Linked DNA regions of Mus musculus: region 2 is linked to region 1. Evidence: chromatin loops called from intact Hi-C (ENCODE). Cell type or tissue: left cerebral cortex. All regions are shown on one strand.

Region 1 (8,000 bases):
TTTTTTTTTTTTTTGACTATTTAAATGGTGTCATGAGAAAATACTCCTCATAACTTAGGTCACTGCCCCGCCCTGTCATAGAGTCCGGGAACCTGGGTTCCTTTCCTTCAGGTACAGAGGCTGTACATTTTCCAGGGCCCATGAATCCAAGTCCATTTTCCTCAATGGTCTCCTATGACCACTGGTCCTTTAACATACAGGGACATATACTCACATCTCCCTTAGTCCCTCTGTATCACATGCTTTCCAGGGCATTTCAGCAAGTGCCCTTGGGACAGATATGATGAGAGGTTGGACTAGGTTTTGAACTTTGTTCAGCAGCTTGAAGATAAGGGCGAGAAGCGACCATGTGGATGCTTCCAGCCACATCCCCCTCCTCTGACAGCCACTCCTACCACGTATAAAGGAAGGCATTCTCTGTGGTGATAGTTCCTGGGTTCTTCCCCTGGGGCTGTGGCAAGCTTCAGAGTATAAGTGAGAAGGGGAAATGGGGAGAGAGGGTGGGAGCTACTGGAAGCCCCCAGGTGTGCCCCCCAGTGAAGTTCCGTAAAGAGTAGACCTCCAGAGGCCACAGCTGGTGAATCAGCATGCCCTCGACCCACTCATTGCTATGTCTGTTATTCCCAGGCTGGAGGGCCACAGGATACAGGGAGGGCAAAGCCAAGAGGAAAGGCACCACAGCTGGAGAGAGAATCAGCCAAAGCGTCTGACGGGCAGGCAGGAAGGGCATGAGCTTTTCACAAGGGAACTATGTATTGCTCAGGCCTGTCAGAGCATTTCAACCTGGGACTGAGTTAGGGAGAGGATGGAAGACTGATGAGCCCTGAAGAGGGGCTGGCATTAACAGAGGGGGTCACAGGTTAGGTAGATATATTCCTGGGTTAGAAGTTGTAGCCACACAGGAACTATGAGTGTGGGAAAAGCCCTGGCTGGTACTGATTGGCAATCAACAGCTGGCCAGCAACCTAGAGAGAGCCATGAATGTCCAGTACCAAAGATGGTTTAGGGAAGCCTAGATCTGGAAGCTGAGAGTCTGCCAATATAGGGAAGGCTAACCCTATAGACTGTCTTAGTCCCCAAGAAAGACACACAATTAAGGACTTGAGCGTTTGGGGGAGTATCGTGTAGAGATGGAGAGACGACACATCTTGTTCATTTTCACGTTGTCCTAAACCCGCCACAGAGCTTCTTCTATCAGCAACCCACCCAACCTTCACAGCTCTGAGCTGAGTCAAAGACAAGAACAGCTTCCAGGCATTCCAAGATGGAATGTTCGGTCCAAGATCGTCCACATGGCACGAAGACTACCCCAGCCAAGTCACAGACTGTTAGACAGATGGGTAGCAATCCTAGCAGACTGAAGATACAGGTGGATGAGAGGGATTATTTTCGCCGGGCGATAGAAGAACTGATCAATTTGGGGGGAAGTGACGAGGTTTGGTGAGGATGAGAAGGAAGAGGGTGGAGGGCTGGACACCACTCCCTTTGAATAGACCCAAGCTCTACTGGCCCCAGAAGGTGTTGTGCACGCAAAGCTGACAACATCTGATATAACTGGCATGTCTCAGTTACCCAAAAGTACAATCTGCCCTTCCCGTGTGTCATGTGGAAGTTGGTGCCTGGAAAACACACTTGATTGACAGCAAAGACCCAGGGCCCATCCTGCACAGCATGCTGAGTTTAGATCGTTTAAAATTGGAAGGAAGACATGGAGGGGGAGTTGGAATGACACGTCTCCTTGCAACTGCAGCTCACAGGAGGGCTGCACAGACTGCCCTCTGAACACGGCAGACTTCTTACTGCTGGATCCTCTACACTGGGTCTGGAGTGCCCAATGAGGAAGGAGACAGGAAAAATGCTTGACCAATGAATGAGCTTTGAGTGGACTCACCCCAAGTACCTGTTGTCTCCACTGGGGAAGAGACTCACACATGAGCCAGGAAGACAGGGTGACCCTCCCTCTAGCATGGCAAGAATTGTTTGCTCTGTGGTCCCCAGGCCTTGGACAACTTCTGTGACTCACATCCTGGAAGAGGGCTGGTGGGAGGAAGCACTGGCCTAGCTGGCTGGCCTGGTTACTGGGTAGGAGGCTGAGGTAGGGAAGACTGGTAGTTTCTTAATACTGGCGGATCTGGCTGGCAAAACATGAAACCATAAGGGGGTATGCAACAGAAGCAGAATCAATGTAGGAAGCAGTGGGCGGAAATAAACGGGTGTTGGTAGGAAGCAAACCAAGTGAGCTAGGAAATACAGAGCAAGCTCGGATTCCTGCCTGGTTCTTGATTCTCTCACCTAAAGGTGTGTCTTAACAAAACTTGTTTCTTTATGCAGGCTCTCGTGTACCCTGGAATGCCCTCATCTCCTAACTTGTGGGAAAATCCAAGCTCAGAGGACTAGGAAAGGAACCCAGGCAGCCCTTGCCTAGTTTCTCTGGCTTGAGGGCAGCCCTTGGTAGAGCTTTGATGGCCCTCAAACCAACAGCATGAAGACTGGAGGAGAAACTTGTTAGCAGGTTGGCTTTTGTCACAGACCCACCTGGCCAGCTCCTGACCCCAAAGGAGGGGGTCTGTCTCCATACCAAATACTGAGGAGCTGAGTTCCTGGAGTCAAGACCATCAATCCCTGACACACATTGAGGCTCCAGGCTCTGGAGCCCTGGTCTCACTCAGAGACGTGCTTGCTTATTCTCACTGAATGGAACATACGCTAGCTGGTGGAATGGCGCTGGGTCCCCCCATGCAGCATGCAAAGGCCAGCATGCAGTGTGTTCACCCTTTCAGGGGGATTGTGGTGTCACCAGGGCCAGGAACCAGCTGTTCCCTCTATAGCACACCTTCTAAGAGCATCTCTATGATCAGAGATGTCAGGTCCAGCAAGGCTCAGGTGGCCACAACAGGTTTTCTCTCAGCTTCAGAGGGTTCTACATGTGAGACCACTTCTGAGCCAGCCTCTTTCGTAAGGACAAGCATTATATGAAAGGAGAGAGCATGCTCACATCCTCTAGTCAATGCTCTCTAAACACCTTCCTTTCAAGTTTGGCTTCTCCACTGAAAGGGTGACCTGGAGCATGCTTTCAGCCCTCGCCACTTCCTCTTGCTGGGCTCTGGCCAGCATGGGCTCCATTTGCACTGCCCCGAGCCATGCCCATTACCTCTGTTGATGGTACAATACCTGCAGTTGGAGTAGCTTCAGACACAGCACCCAAGATGGCCAGAGAGAGAGGGAGAGAGGATGAGAGAGGGAAGAGAAAACAGCATAGGTGAGACCACAGAGGAGAACAGAAAGGGTCTGGCGCCAGCCTGACTCCAGGGGTATGGCCAGGTGCTAGATGCAACCCTGAGGATGCTAAGTGGTGTTCAGGGCGTCATGCTCTACCCCACCGGAGCTAGGCGGGTTGTCGTTATTCCACCTGGGGCTTAGAGACCTAACACATTTCTATCCATAATCAAGGGCTTGCCATATAAGAGGTGTCTGCAAGGCACAATTCAGGCAGAGTGTTATATTCCAGCTTTTCCCCCCAGGATTTGTCCTACCCTGGCTGGGCTAAGTGATCCTCTACGATGCCAGGAATTGAGGATAAAAATGTAGGTGGTGCAGGAGCAGCCAATTCTAGGCAACAAGATCCCCTGCAAGATGCTTGATAGTAGGGCAAGGGACCGTCCCAGGCTCATATGTTCAAAGTATGATGGCGCTGAAGGCCCTGGGGCTCTGAAAGCATGTGATCTGGTTTTCTGCTGCCTCAGTTTTCCCCATTAGTTGTAGTTCATAAGATTAGGAACACAAATATGATTGAGAGCTCTAGAATAGATCTCTGAACAATTTCCACAAATCCAAAACCATCTCTGTTCTCTGGAGTTGCAGGAATTCCCCCATCATGGTCACTGGGGTTGGACAAAGTGGCTTTGTCTGCTGCCCTGAGGCGGGAAGAGAGGCTTTCTGGACATCTCTAGAAGTACAGAGAGAGTGTACCCTAGTCTGTCAGTCTCTGGTAGCAGCCCTAACCAACTTCCTGAATGTCCAGGGGTTGGAAGAGGACACCAGGATCGGGAGTTTGTTGTGTGACTACTCCTTATCTAGGAGACCAGAGAGGGACACAGGGGGCTGACAGTCCTTTCCCAACTGCTGCTGCAGCTGTACAAGAATACTGTGCTGAAGCAGCAGGGCCTGGCCGTCCCCTTAGGAAGCACAGCGCTCTCCTGGGACACAGATGAGAATGCTCAGAAGAGCACATCTGGATCAGGAGGAGACCACAGGACCTCATGGGAGACAGGCACTAGTCACGATCATATGACAGTCCCAGGAATACTTATTCACATCGCCCTTTTGGTCTCCCCTTACATATTGAATCTCCCCAAACTTCCTGCCCTTGGCAACACCTTCATTCAGGCAGAAAGACAAAGAACCATTATTGAGGACGTCTCTAGACATTGTGAACTTCTTACTATCTTTATCTCCCTTGCTACTGGTGCAGTGCCTGGCTTGGTACATGAGGGTGGGTCCTCAAAAAAATTACTGTTGCATAGACTATTGTCTCTCTGGAGAGGTAGAGAGTGCTCACCATTTATAAGGCGCTGCCAGTATTGAGGCTTTTAGGGTCCAATTTTTTGGGAGGTTACACTGAAACCAGCAATGCATGCAAATGAGCCGAGAGCGCCCTCTACTGTACACTCAGGTCAGGCACAGCTCTGGCTTGGGATCTTAGAGGTTAGAACTGGCCTTGACTGAGTTCACTTGCTGTTTGTGAAGCTGGCTTGGCAAGAGTTGTTCCCAGCTCCCACCTCTCTGCAACCAGACACCTCATCTTATTCATGTTGTAAAGGGAGAACATATTATTTCCTGCTCTGCTTTTGATCCAGGCAAGCACTTTGCCCTATCTCCTTGGCTCTCTATGCCCTTGGCAAAAGACAGGATGTTCCCAGAGTCCTCAGGGAGGACTCTCAGTAGATGAGCAGTTTGACTCTTTGGAGTTCATCAGGATGGTTATTTCTCATGTCCCCCTGATTGCCTGTCGTCTCACATGTCCTTCCTTATTCCCCTGCAAGGACAGATAGTTGATAAGTAGCTGAGTAAGTCAGGGCAAAGTGGAGGACCAGTCCGCCTGTACATCTAAGAGTGATGATCTTTCCCGATACACTACTGATATCTCTCAGTACCCAAGTCAGGCTGTCTCCTGCAGTGGGCCTGAGGTTCTGTGGCCTCACTTCCTTTCTAGCCGGGAAGGCCAAACCCAGCTTCTGGTGTGTTTCTCTAGGTGTCTAGATTAGTTAGGGCCTTTTACTCCAAGGACTGCCACCGTGGACCTACCTTCATTTGGAGGTGCTGGGGACTCCTCTGTGGCTGCTTCTCCAGAGCCCACCTGTGTCCTGGCACTGAGGGAGAAGCGGTAACGCGACACTGGGTCTGCTCTCTGCACAGAGAACTTGGTCTGATTGGGAGAGAAGTTTTCCACCATCTGCTTTCCCAGTTTGGTTCCATTAACTGGGGAGAGAGACAAGTGGGAGGTTTGATAGGACAGCTTTCGGAGTTTCTGGAAGAGGAATGTGGCCCCTGCCCAGCAATACTCAAGACCTGATTTAAAGGCGGGCATCGGGACCTCCCACTATAAGTACTGAGGAACTTCCAGTGTTCCTCAGGGTTCACATTTGTCACTGAGCCCAGCGTCTCTAGCCTCCTGAAAGTCTCGTGGCCAATTCTAAAAGCTCAGCTTGCACTTCCCAAGCCCCCGGTCAAGGTCAAATCTTTGGAATTCTTCTCTTCTGTCCAAATAGAACCGGGGAAATCCCCCAGGGCCTTGATTGCTACTGCCTCTTTTGTAAAAGACCACACTTTCTTCAATACAGGAGGGTAAAGGTCAGATCCAGAGATCAATTCAGAACAGCATGGAAGACACACTGCTAAAGTGTCAGTAACAGGTCCCTGGCCCTTTGGGCTTCCCAGAGAGGGGCAGCACTGTCTACACTGGACGTCTTAACATTGTTGAAGTGTGATGGCATCCCTGTTCCTATGGAGACTCCTGAGCATCCTCAGATGCCTGCGCACACACCATTTGCCCATCACATAGAAGGGCTAATGGGAGAGGAACTCTTCTGCATAGCCTTGTAGGTGCTGAAGACTACCAGCTTCCAGAGGGCTGGGATTACTGCCTCCTACAGGCGGGGCTGTATAAGAAGAGCAGGGACTGGGTTCTGCTTGCTCCCTTAGTTATGGAGAGCTCTCCCTTAGCGTTCACATTTCCTACGGAATGCCCTCTGCGCCCATAGGCTTCTGATCTCCACTCCTCAAGAAACTAGTGAGAAATGGTCTGTGATTGTATCGGATTCAGAGAAAGCAGGGAAGCAGAACATACAGGGCACGTATCTGAGGATGTATCCAATCAGGATTCCGTTGGGGTGCTCTGGGTGGTCCCACTCCAGGTTGATGGTCTCCAGGTTGGGCTGTCGGACTCTGAACCGCCTGGGGGCACTGGGTACTTGGGGAAGGAGGAAGGAGCCAGGAGGTGAGGGCAGGGAGGATGAGGAGAACACAGAAAACAAAGTACAGGCATGAAGGCATGACCTTAGGTATCGCTGTGCAGGACTACTGTCGAACCTGGACCTAGCTCCTTAAGGGCAGAGCCTGCTGCCTGCCTGGCAACCACTTTCACCTGGTATAAAGCCAAGTGGGCTCTGCTACTGCTGCTGAATTGGAGGAAGAAGTCAAGTGAGTTTCCTTTTAGCAGCTACCCTGGAGTTGACACAAATAGGTGGCTTCAATCCTGCAAATATACCTCCAAACCAGAGAGCCACTCCCAGGCAGGGAACCAATCATAGCTGTCTTGTGGCAAGGGTGCAGTTCCCAGTCCCCAGCCAAGGGCTCTCACCACTGGCTGCAGCAGCAGGCCCCAGCTTCTGAGCTGGGAATACAAGCTCTGTCGGGGAGGAGATAGAGACTCAGGACAGAGCACCTGGAAAGGGGTGGGGAAGTGATGAGGAGAGACTAATGATAGGAACCAAACTGAGGAAGGAGGGAGAGACAGGGATAAAGAAGACAAGAGGAGAGCAAGGGATAAGCGAGAGGAGGAAAAGAAGAAAAATAGGAAACAGTTAAGGAAGGAGGGAGGAGAAACAGAGAAGCCATAGCTCATGCCGAGTGGATAAAAGAGCTGAAGGGGAACCAAGGTGATAATAGAACTTTCTAGATGTCTGGACCCCAGGGTTAGATCAAACCTAAACCCTCAGGAGGGTGGGGGTGACACTTGGTAGTACTCTATACACATAGGCCAACTTCCCAGGAGTGTCTCTTGATGCTGTGGGGGAGGCTCGTGTAGATCTTGGGTGCTGGTAAGCAGGACATTGAAGTGGCCAGACGCACTCGTGGCTTCTCCTCAGAGGAGGTGCTGGCTTCAGTCTCATGGCCTGGGTCTGGAATGCCATGCGCTCACTGCACAGATCTCTTGATAAGCAAGTTTCCAGGAGGGTGGGTCACTTTGGTGACGGTCATTCGCTTGCCGAGGTCACCCTAGCTGTCCATGCTGGAGCTGCCCCAGGCTCACTGGTGGCACTACCCTTGTCTAAACCCACATTGAAGAACTGCGGGTCAGACCTACCTCCTTCTGGGGTGGTGAATTCCTTGGTTTCACTTCGAGGCCCGTCACCTCTCCCATTGACCACCACCATCTCCAGCTTGTAGTTACTGTAGGGGAACAGGCGGGCCACCACGCCCCGGGGACGGTCACCAGGGAAGCTGGCCTGCTGTCTCTTCTGAGACACCCACAGGTTCTTCAGCAAACTGCTTTCCCTCCAGTAGTAAGCCTTTGAGACAGAGGCAGGTTGGTGAGTGGCGAGGCAGCAGGGCCAGGTTAGTGGTTAGTGGTGGTAGTGACTGGTCCTCCCTTTGCTTGCTATAGGCTGCTCTGTCTCAGATGACCTCATCCTCCCCATAGAGGATGGCAGGACAGCCTTAGGATCCTGATCACGAATAGAGTAACGCTGAACATGAAACACAGTTAAAATTTTCACCCG
Region 2 (8,000 bases), 200 kb before region 1:
TTCTGAGTTTGAGGCCAGTCTGGTCTACAAAGTGAATTCCAGGACAGCCAGGTCTATACAGAGAAACCCTGTCTCAAAAAACAAAAACAAACAAAAAAAAAAAAAAAAAAAAAAACAAAACAATAGAACAGAAACGCAGAGGGTCGGGAATGTCAATGTTAATTTGTGAATAGATGAGCTATCTATTTCTGCTTTTATTAAACTGCACATGTGTCTCTCTATGGACACCATTATATGAATGTCCTATTTCAATGTTTATAATAACATCTTTTGGTCTTAAAGTGCCCAGTTATCTGTTAGTCAACAGACTAACACAAACCTACCCTCTTGCCAATAGACTGAATGGGGAAGTAACAGGAGCTATTCGCAGGATGCTGAAACACCCTCAAACACCGGACCAGGAAAACCACCTAGGGTTCAGCTCTAATTTCCCTTGGTGTCTGTTGTCTTCCCTGATCCTCACTCAGTAGGAAGAGAGAACAGAATAAGCTATGAACAGAGGAACAGGATCTGAGCCTTGAGTCAAGAGCGCTTCCAACAACACAGGAACAACATGAAGGTGGAACTCTCCTATCTTCTTTAAGGAGTGATGATGATGCTGTTCAGAAATCCCAGAGGACAGAGCACCTCTGGGAACTTTCCCTGGCCAGCATCCTCTGGCTTTTCCTCTCAGAAAAGGCTCTGTTCCTGCACGGAGCGGTGGGATTGGAGTGGTGGAGGGTGGGCAATGCCTTCAGGAAGAGCTGCACACTACGCTCAGCCATTCTCCCAGGCCTCAGCCACAGGCTGTATTCTAAACAGGATCTCTGTGTGCGGAGTTCCCCTAAGCTCCTCCCCACCCCTTCTCACTACAGCCAGTCTCCTCACTAGAGAATTCTGTTACACTTTAGGTCAGCCAGCCAGTCTCTCCTCAACAAGCAAGGACTCTGGATAGCAGCAAAGGATGGAATCATGAGACCAAGTGAATGGAGATGTGAGCTTGAGTGGTTAAAGGAATCCATTTTAACTATCAGGCTCCCCTTACATACTGTCTGCTGAGATCTTTCCCCCTGGAGGATTCATGCTTATCTGAAGCTCTGGCAAAGCCTCAGAAGTGTTTACAGAAGCCTCCTGTGGGGCCGGGCCCATTCGCAGGTTGCTTTTCTGTTATAGTTACCATTTTAAAATGTTACTATGTAACTATTTTCCAGACCCCCACCCCCACCCCCTAACCACATAATCACAGATTCCAAGCTACCACAGAAGAAATTTACGGTGATAGAGGGCTTGTCTAGTATGCTCAAGACGCTGGTTATGATCTCAGGACATCCACCCCTACCCCAACCTCCACACAAAATAAGCCAAGAAATGCACATCGTGCAGTATGATCATCCTTGAAGGACCAGAGATAGCCGAAGCCCCTGACACTGCTGAGCATCACTAGCCGGGCATCATTCAGATCTCTAGCAAAGACCAGATTCTCCTCTTTCTCTCCTGCTATGGAGGTGCTTTAGACAGAGCTTTCCATGCCTTCGCTCCTTGCTCAACAATCAAGATGACTGTCTCCATTGACACACAATCAGTCCCCATGCCTGGAGCTGTCACAAGAAAATAGAAGTGGGACTAAGGGACTGAAAGTTCCTATCTCCAAGTTCAAAATGAAAGCAAAAGCAAGCCAGAGCTCCTGAACAGCATCAACTAAACACAGGCACGGGAAAGGCATTCCAGATTAAAAAGCAAACGCATTTCCTCTTGGTATCATTGTCAAATTCAGAACAAGTCAGCCCCCACCCAGTTCCAGAGACAATGATGAAATTTTTCCACTAAACTGTCAGCCATGGGAAACTTGTCCAGCACTGGAAAACAAGTTTAGCCACACTCCAATATCCCTTGTTCCTTTCTTCAGAAAAGTTAAGTGACATGTCACATTTTGGTAGCCCTGAGTCACATCTGGTAGAGAGGTCTCTGTCCTGCAGTAAACATGTTGTGATGAGACAGACAGAGATAAACAGGCAAGTGCTCTGTGAGTCTCCCCGTGCTTGCATAAGCTTGGATCCACACTGCCTGGGCTATATAGAAGTGTGTGTGTGTGTGTGTGTGTGTGTGTGTGTGTGTGTGTAAGGGTCCTCAATTCTCAATTCCTCCTCAGGACGGCTCAGCGGTTAACATATTGTAGTCAAGTGCAGTGCTATCGCTCTATCTGCCCCTGTTCAAAATGAATGTCATCAAAAAAGATGACACAGGAGGGTACAGACAAGGAGCCTTGGGCAGCTTTATAGACACAGAAACTACAGCCCCCTTAGCACAGCCAGCAGAGGGAGGTCGAAAGGTCACCCCCTGTTCCTCTCGGCAGCATTAAAGGGACTTACCATCTCAGTTAAAACAAAAAACATGTCACTTGGGGGAGGGAGTGACACTTCTTGGAGCCTGAGGGAATCACAAGCTTTGTGAAGAAAGCCTAGGTGTTCAACTAGTCCATCATTACACATAAGGTGGGTGGAAAGAGGTCAGGTTTGCAAAACTTCCACAAAAATTTAAAAGTCCCACAAGGAGTGAGTGGGCTCTCTTCCCCAAGGGACAACACACACACACACACACACACACACACACATAAAGCACACATGCACTCACCTGGCTTCCTGACTTTGAGCTGCTCAGACCAAAGAAGGAATGTCATTAGCTTATTCTAGTGAGCTCCTCCGGGGCCCACAGCCATTTGGACAAGGCTTTAACCTAACGGGAGGCCTTTCTGCTCCCCTATCCCAGACCCTGCACCCTTTCCGGAGAAAATTTCCAAGGCATCAATCCCCAAGGCATTTAAGTTCCTTCCGGGAGCTGACATCTCTCTCAGCCCAGTTGTGAGCTGGCCTAAGGAGCCTGAGCTGGCAGTCCCGATGGTAACTCCAGCAAAGGCGCATTATTTATCCTGGCTGCTGCTGTAATTGATACAGAGATGTATTCAATACAGCTCGCCAATAGTCTGGAAGACCTCGGGCTGGAAAATAAACAGCTCCATGTGAACGGTCCTTTCCAATTCTGGTTCTAGCTGCCGGCTCAGCATGTGTGCAACTTGAACCGAGGCCCCAATCAGCCCAGGCTCTGCCCTGCCACCTGTCAGTTCTCCACCCTGGGGGTTGGTTCAGGAGGCAGAGAGGGATCTCCAAGCACTAGCTTAACCTCTGGCTCCACCTAACGGCAAGACATCTACACCCCCCTTTCATAGATGGACAAACTGAGCTTCGTTCAGGAAGATGCTCAAAAAAAAAAAAAAAAAAAAAAATCCGCACTCGGAGGAGGCTAATTGGCATAGGAAGGTAACGGTCACCTATTTAGCTTCCCAAGCTACAATCTTCTTCTCTAGCCTTCCTACAGAAGGGAGAGTACTGTGAACTTTCTAAGTTAGCATCTTAGATCTCGCCAGCCCTTTGTCTGCAAAATAGGGTTTCACACACGTTCTTCAAACAATCTCAGATGAGTGAGTCATTAGAACGTTTGCTGAATAATGAAGAACACAGAGGACTGAGATGGAGCTGATAGACAGGAACAAATGGTGCCTAGCTTCCCCCTCCGAACCTAGCCGAACATCATTCATCCTCTCTGACCTTTGCGAGCTTCCCCATCACTTTTATTCGGTTAAGACACTTCTGCGAGGGGTGGGGGAAGCTACGTGGCGGGCTGGGCTTGCCTGGAGACGGTCTGCGCTCACCTTTAAATCAGGAGGCTTGCTTCGGGGACCCGGGTTGGGTGCCACCGCAGCGCCAGCATCTGAAGTTGGCCCGCCAGCGGAGTTAGCACTCGAGGCCTCCCCATGCCGGAGGTCCGCGCCTGGCAGAAGGCAAGCAGCGTCTTCCATCCCAGCCCCATCCTCCTCGCCCTGCTGTTGCTGCAGCTCGTCCGATTTGCACCTCTTCATGGTGTAAGTGGGTCGGCAAGGGGAATCTGTCCTTCTAGCGTGCTATCTTGGGGAGAGACCGCACCCCCCTCTTGCACTCAAAAGACCTGGGGTTTAAATTATGGACGAGGGGAGTAGGCAGATCACGAGTTCTTGAATTTAAGAAATTATCTTTTTAAAGGAGGATGAGGGAGGGGCGAAGAGGGGGAGCCTTAGGATAGTTCATTCCGACCTGGGGAGCGGAGGCAGGTCGCGGGCGAAGCCGGGCTGCAGCGGTCCTTAGGCAGTCACTGGCGCGGGAGGGGGGCCGCTCCCGACCCCCAAACTTTCTGCCTCAGGGCCCCGCAGGGCGGCGGGGAGCTGGACCACACCGCGCATCCCCGCCCGCAGGCCGGACTGCTGGGCCAGGCAGGGCACGCGGGAGCCGGCCGGGCGGGTCCCATAGGGCCGCCCTGGGCACCCGGCCCCGCCGCCGCCCGCCGCCCGCCGCCGCCCCGCATGGGCCTGCCTCCTCCCGCCCCGCGCCCCGCTCCTCGTCAGCAGCCGCGCAAGGCTGCGGCCACAGCCCGCCGCGAGCGCGGCCTACCCCGCCCGGGCCTCCGCCCGCCAGCGCCAGGGCGAGGCGAGCGCAGATGGCGCCGCCCGCCAATGGGAAGGCCGGAGGGCTGCGCAACGGCGCGCGGACACCGCTGTAGGCTTGGTTGCACCGCGCGTCCCCCGGGAGGGTCTGGAGGGCTGAGGCTGTGTTGGAGCTCAGCTCTGTGCCGGCTTTGGAGCCACCTCTCCCAGGCTAGGCCTTCACGATCACCCCGCCCATTCGCTTTGTTGGGGGACACATTAAGTGTTTATCATCACTCCCCTAACTCTGCACCTTATATTATATGCATCCCTTCAGTTAGAGACAAGCTAGTCCCTTCTAGAATAGGTGGTTTGGGTCGCAAACCCATGCCTACCTTCATAGCTACAAAAGCAAAGGAGAGGGACTGTTCTGCTACATCCCCTCTTTCTCTGTTTTAAATACACATCTCATAAGAACGCAGGCTTTATGTTTAGAAACTCAGTGCCCAAATACATGCTCACCAGAAGCAGCTTTTTAAAAGGAATGGGTATTAATGGTAGGTATTAATGATATGTACTGAAGACTGGAAAAAGAATGTTACATTTGCCCCATACTATTGCTAAGCAGTTTGGAAGATGAGAGCAGATGGAGCTACCAAAAAATGGAGAGTAGTAGTATTCTACTCTATTAATTCCTATTCGTTCTGCAAACTGTATGCCTTCTTTGGCATGGATGGGTTGCCCTTATTCAGCATCCAGTAGTTCTTAAGGCATAGACTGGACCCTGCATCATCACCATCGTAGTCATCATCATCATCACCACCACCAGGGAACCAGACAGAAATACGAATTCCTGGATACAACTAAATCAGAAGTCATGGACCCAAAGATCCATGTTTCACAAGCCCGTCGGGTAATTCTCACACAAGGTAACATCTGAGAAACACAGGCCTGGGCTACTGTAAAAGGCTGCGCCTCCCCCTGTGAGTCACAGAGCTTTCTCTGAAGGATTTTACAGTTTGCCAGTCTCTTTCACACTCACCAAACCCTTCTTGCCTCACTTCGGTCCCACTAGTCTGTGAGTTTCCTAACTCTGTTAAGCCTTTCCCCCATTCCAGTCCCTTATTTTGATGTGTATCCTAAAAGAGACCAAGTTGTTAAGAATTTACTCTATTCAGGGAGCCACTTTCTAAACTAAGCTGCTCTGTTTTTAGAAGATGGGAATTTAGAATGGGCTGGGAATGCAAAAACACTCTACCTCCCCACCCCATATCCACTACACGGTATCAGGCACAGTTTGGGAATGCAAAGCTATAAGCCTTTTGGATTTTCAATGTTGAGGAATGGCAGAGTGCCAGAGCCAGAGCAGATCGTGGGCAGGGACTAGACAAGCTGGGGGGGGGGCGTGGAGAGCAGATTCCCTCGGTACATGGTACAAAGGAGAGAAACACACTGCTCTCTGCCTGGGCTGAGAGAGGAACGTGTAGAGGCCCCTAAAGCATGAGCAAGTCTTGGGTGGCAATGGGTTTGGAACACACAGTGGGCCCTTCTTGACTCCAAGCTAAAGAAGAGCAGAAGGGGTTCTTCGAGAATCCTTCAAGAATGGGGCTGGAGATATGGCTCAGCAGTTAAGAGCACTGGGCTCTCCTCCAGAGGTCCTGGGTTCGAAATAGCAGTGCCCAAATAGCAGCTAACAACTTCCGTCCCAGGGAACCTAACATTTTCTCTGACCACTTCTTCCAGGCTGCCTGAGCATTAAACATCAGGCACACACGTGGTGCATAGTCATACATGTGGGCAAAGCACTTGTACATATGAAAATACAGTAAATAAATTCATAACAGAAAATTAAATAACCCCTAGGAAGCAGAAAACATCATAATTTTTACTTATGCTTCATTTCTATAACAAATCGATGATCATCCAAGTTTGATTTTGAGGCAGTGCTTCACTATGAATAGCTCAGGGTAGCCTCTAAATTGTAATCTCCCTGAATCAGCCTCTGAGGGTTGAAATTAGAAGCATCTGGCTTAGGTTTGATTTTTAAAATAGTATTATGTATTTATTATGTCTGTGTTAGCCAGGGTTCTCAAGAGTCATAGAACTTGTGGAATGTTCTTAAGGGAATGTAGTGGAATGACTTACAGTCTACAATCCAACTAACCCAACAATGGTCAGCGGTGAATAGGAAGTCCAAGAATCTGGTAGTTGCTCAGTCCCAGGAGGATGGTTGCTTCAGCTTGTCTTCTGTATAAGCTGGAATCCTGAAGAAGTAGGCTCCAGCAGATGTGCTGGCAAGTAAGTGCAAGCAGATGATGAAGAGTGAGTCTTCTGTCTTCCAACCTTATGGAGCCTTCAGGAGGAGGAATGGTGTGCCACCACGCCTGGATTTGGAATTTGCTCTGTCTCAGGCTGGCCTTGAACTCAGAGACCTGCTTTCCTCAGTCTTCTGGGATTAAAGGCTTGTACCACATTGCATGAACCTAAGCTTTTCATGGCCACTATGCCTCAAGATCTGAATCAAAGGTGTGTGTCATCCCATGTTGAGATCTGGGTCAGAAATTTTTGTCTTCCAGCCTCAAGATCTGGATCACAGGTGTGCCCTCCAGCTCTGGGTTATAGTTCATTCCGGATGTAGTTAAGTTGACAGCCAGGAATAGCCATAACAATGTCCAAGGTGTGAAATACATCAACAGGAAGTCTTTGGTGTGTTTCATAAAAATCCTCTTTGTTTTCCTTCTTTTCAGGGTGAGCTACTGGGACTTGAACCCAGAGATTCACACATATTAAGCATATGTTCTACCACTAAACTACACCTCCATCCCTAATCCGTGTCCAAGTTTCTTAGTTATTTGGAAATTGGGGTAATGGCTATCTACCTCTTAGAGTGTTGAGTAATATATATAAAGTATCTAGACACTGCGTGGCACAAGGTTTCAGGCTATGACCTCTATCATAGATGTCATCCATAGAATTCAAATAGATCTCAACCATTTCTGAAAGGGACGTACAATCAGTCAATCAATCAATCAATCAATCAATCAATCTACTTCAAAGGAAGTTTAGGAGTGACATCATTGAAGAGACCTAAATGACCCGTAGCAGCTGGGTTGAAGCAAGTGACAGATTTTCATTAGCCATACAACACAAGCAACCTGAGATCCATACAACTTGGAAGCATTTTGCTGATTGAAATTCTGCTTTAAAGGATTGGATTGATGGTCTTCCTATTGTTCTCTGTTGCTTTGAGAAAACACAAGCGCAAATTATATATTTATACTTAAGGTAGGACAAACCTTTGCAGACTTACAAAGCAAGAGGCTATGTTTGGTATATAGGAGTAGAATATCTCATTTTGTTTTGGTACATCTATTTATTATAACTAAGTATGGTATAGTGGGAAGCCTGTTAGTCATGTCAAATGTATTATAATTTTACTTATTCACTTTACACCCCACTCATTGCCCCCTCCTGGTTACCCCTGCCCACAATTCTTCCCTTGGTCCCTCCCTTTTTCCTCTGAGCATGTGGGGACCCCCTGGATATTCCCCAACCCTGGCCCATCAAGTCT

What was found. A loop is a pair of places that touch in the nucleus more often than their neighbours do. Peaks named below come from ENCODE experiments on the same cell type or tissue, not always from the same donor. Only the 100,000 strongest peaks of a DNase experiment are listed, where the experiment ranks them.
Region 2: a loop joins it to region 1, with 2.1 times the contacts of the local background. A loop is called at or near these places in 3 of 42 quality-filtered maps.

Annotation. Positions count from the first base shown.
Region 1 is chr1:132,590,180-132,598,179 of GRCm38, forward strand. Nfasc (neurofascin) reads right to left here. Exons shown (of 30, transcript NM_182716.4): 22 at 6,347-6,469; 23 at 5,305-5,478; 24 at 3,172-3,186. Among named protein-coding and RNA genes, the nearest start is that of Gm51646, 46 kb to the left of the region's middle. In left cerebral cortex, CTCF peaks have their summits at 1,911, 4,663 (motif pointing left) and 6,153 (motif pointing left); DNase peaks (open chromatin) are centred at 1,324, 1,607, 1,903, 2,100 and 1 more place; H3K27ac peaks cover 1,145 bases.
Region 2 is chr1:132,387,292-132,395,291 of GRCm38, forward strand. Tmcc2 (transmembrane and coiled-coil domains 2) reads right to left here and starts at 4,095. Exons shown (of 5, transcript NM_178874.3): 1 at 3,686-4,095. The coding sequence starts at 3,892. In left cerebral cortex, a CTCF peak has its summit at 3,163; DNase peaks (open chromatin) are centred at 902, 3,132, 3,441, 3,802 and 3 more places; H3K4me3 peaks cover 3,922 bases; H3K27ac peaks cover 4,838 bases.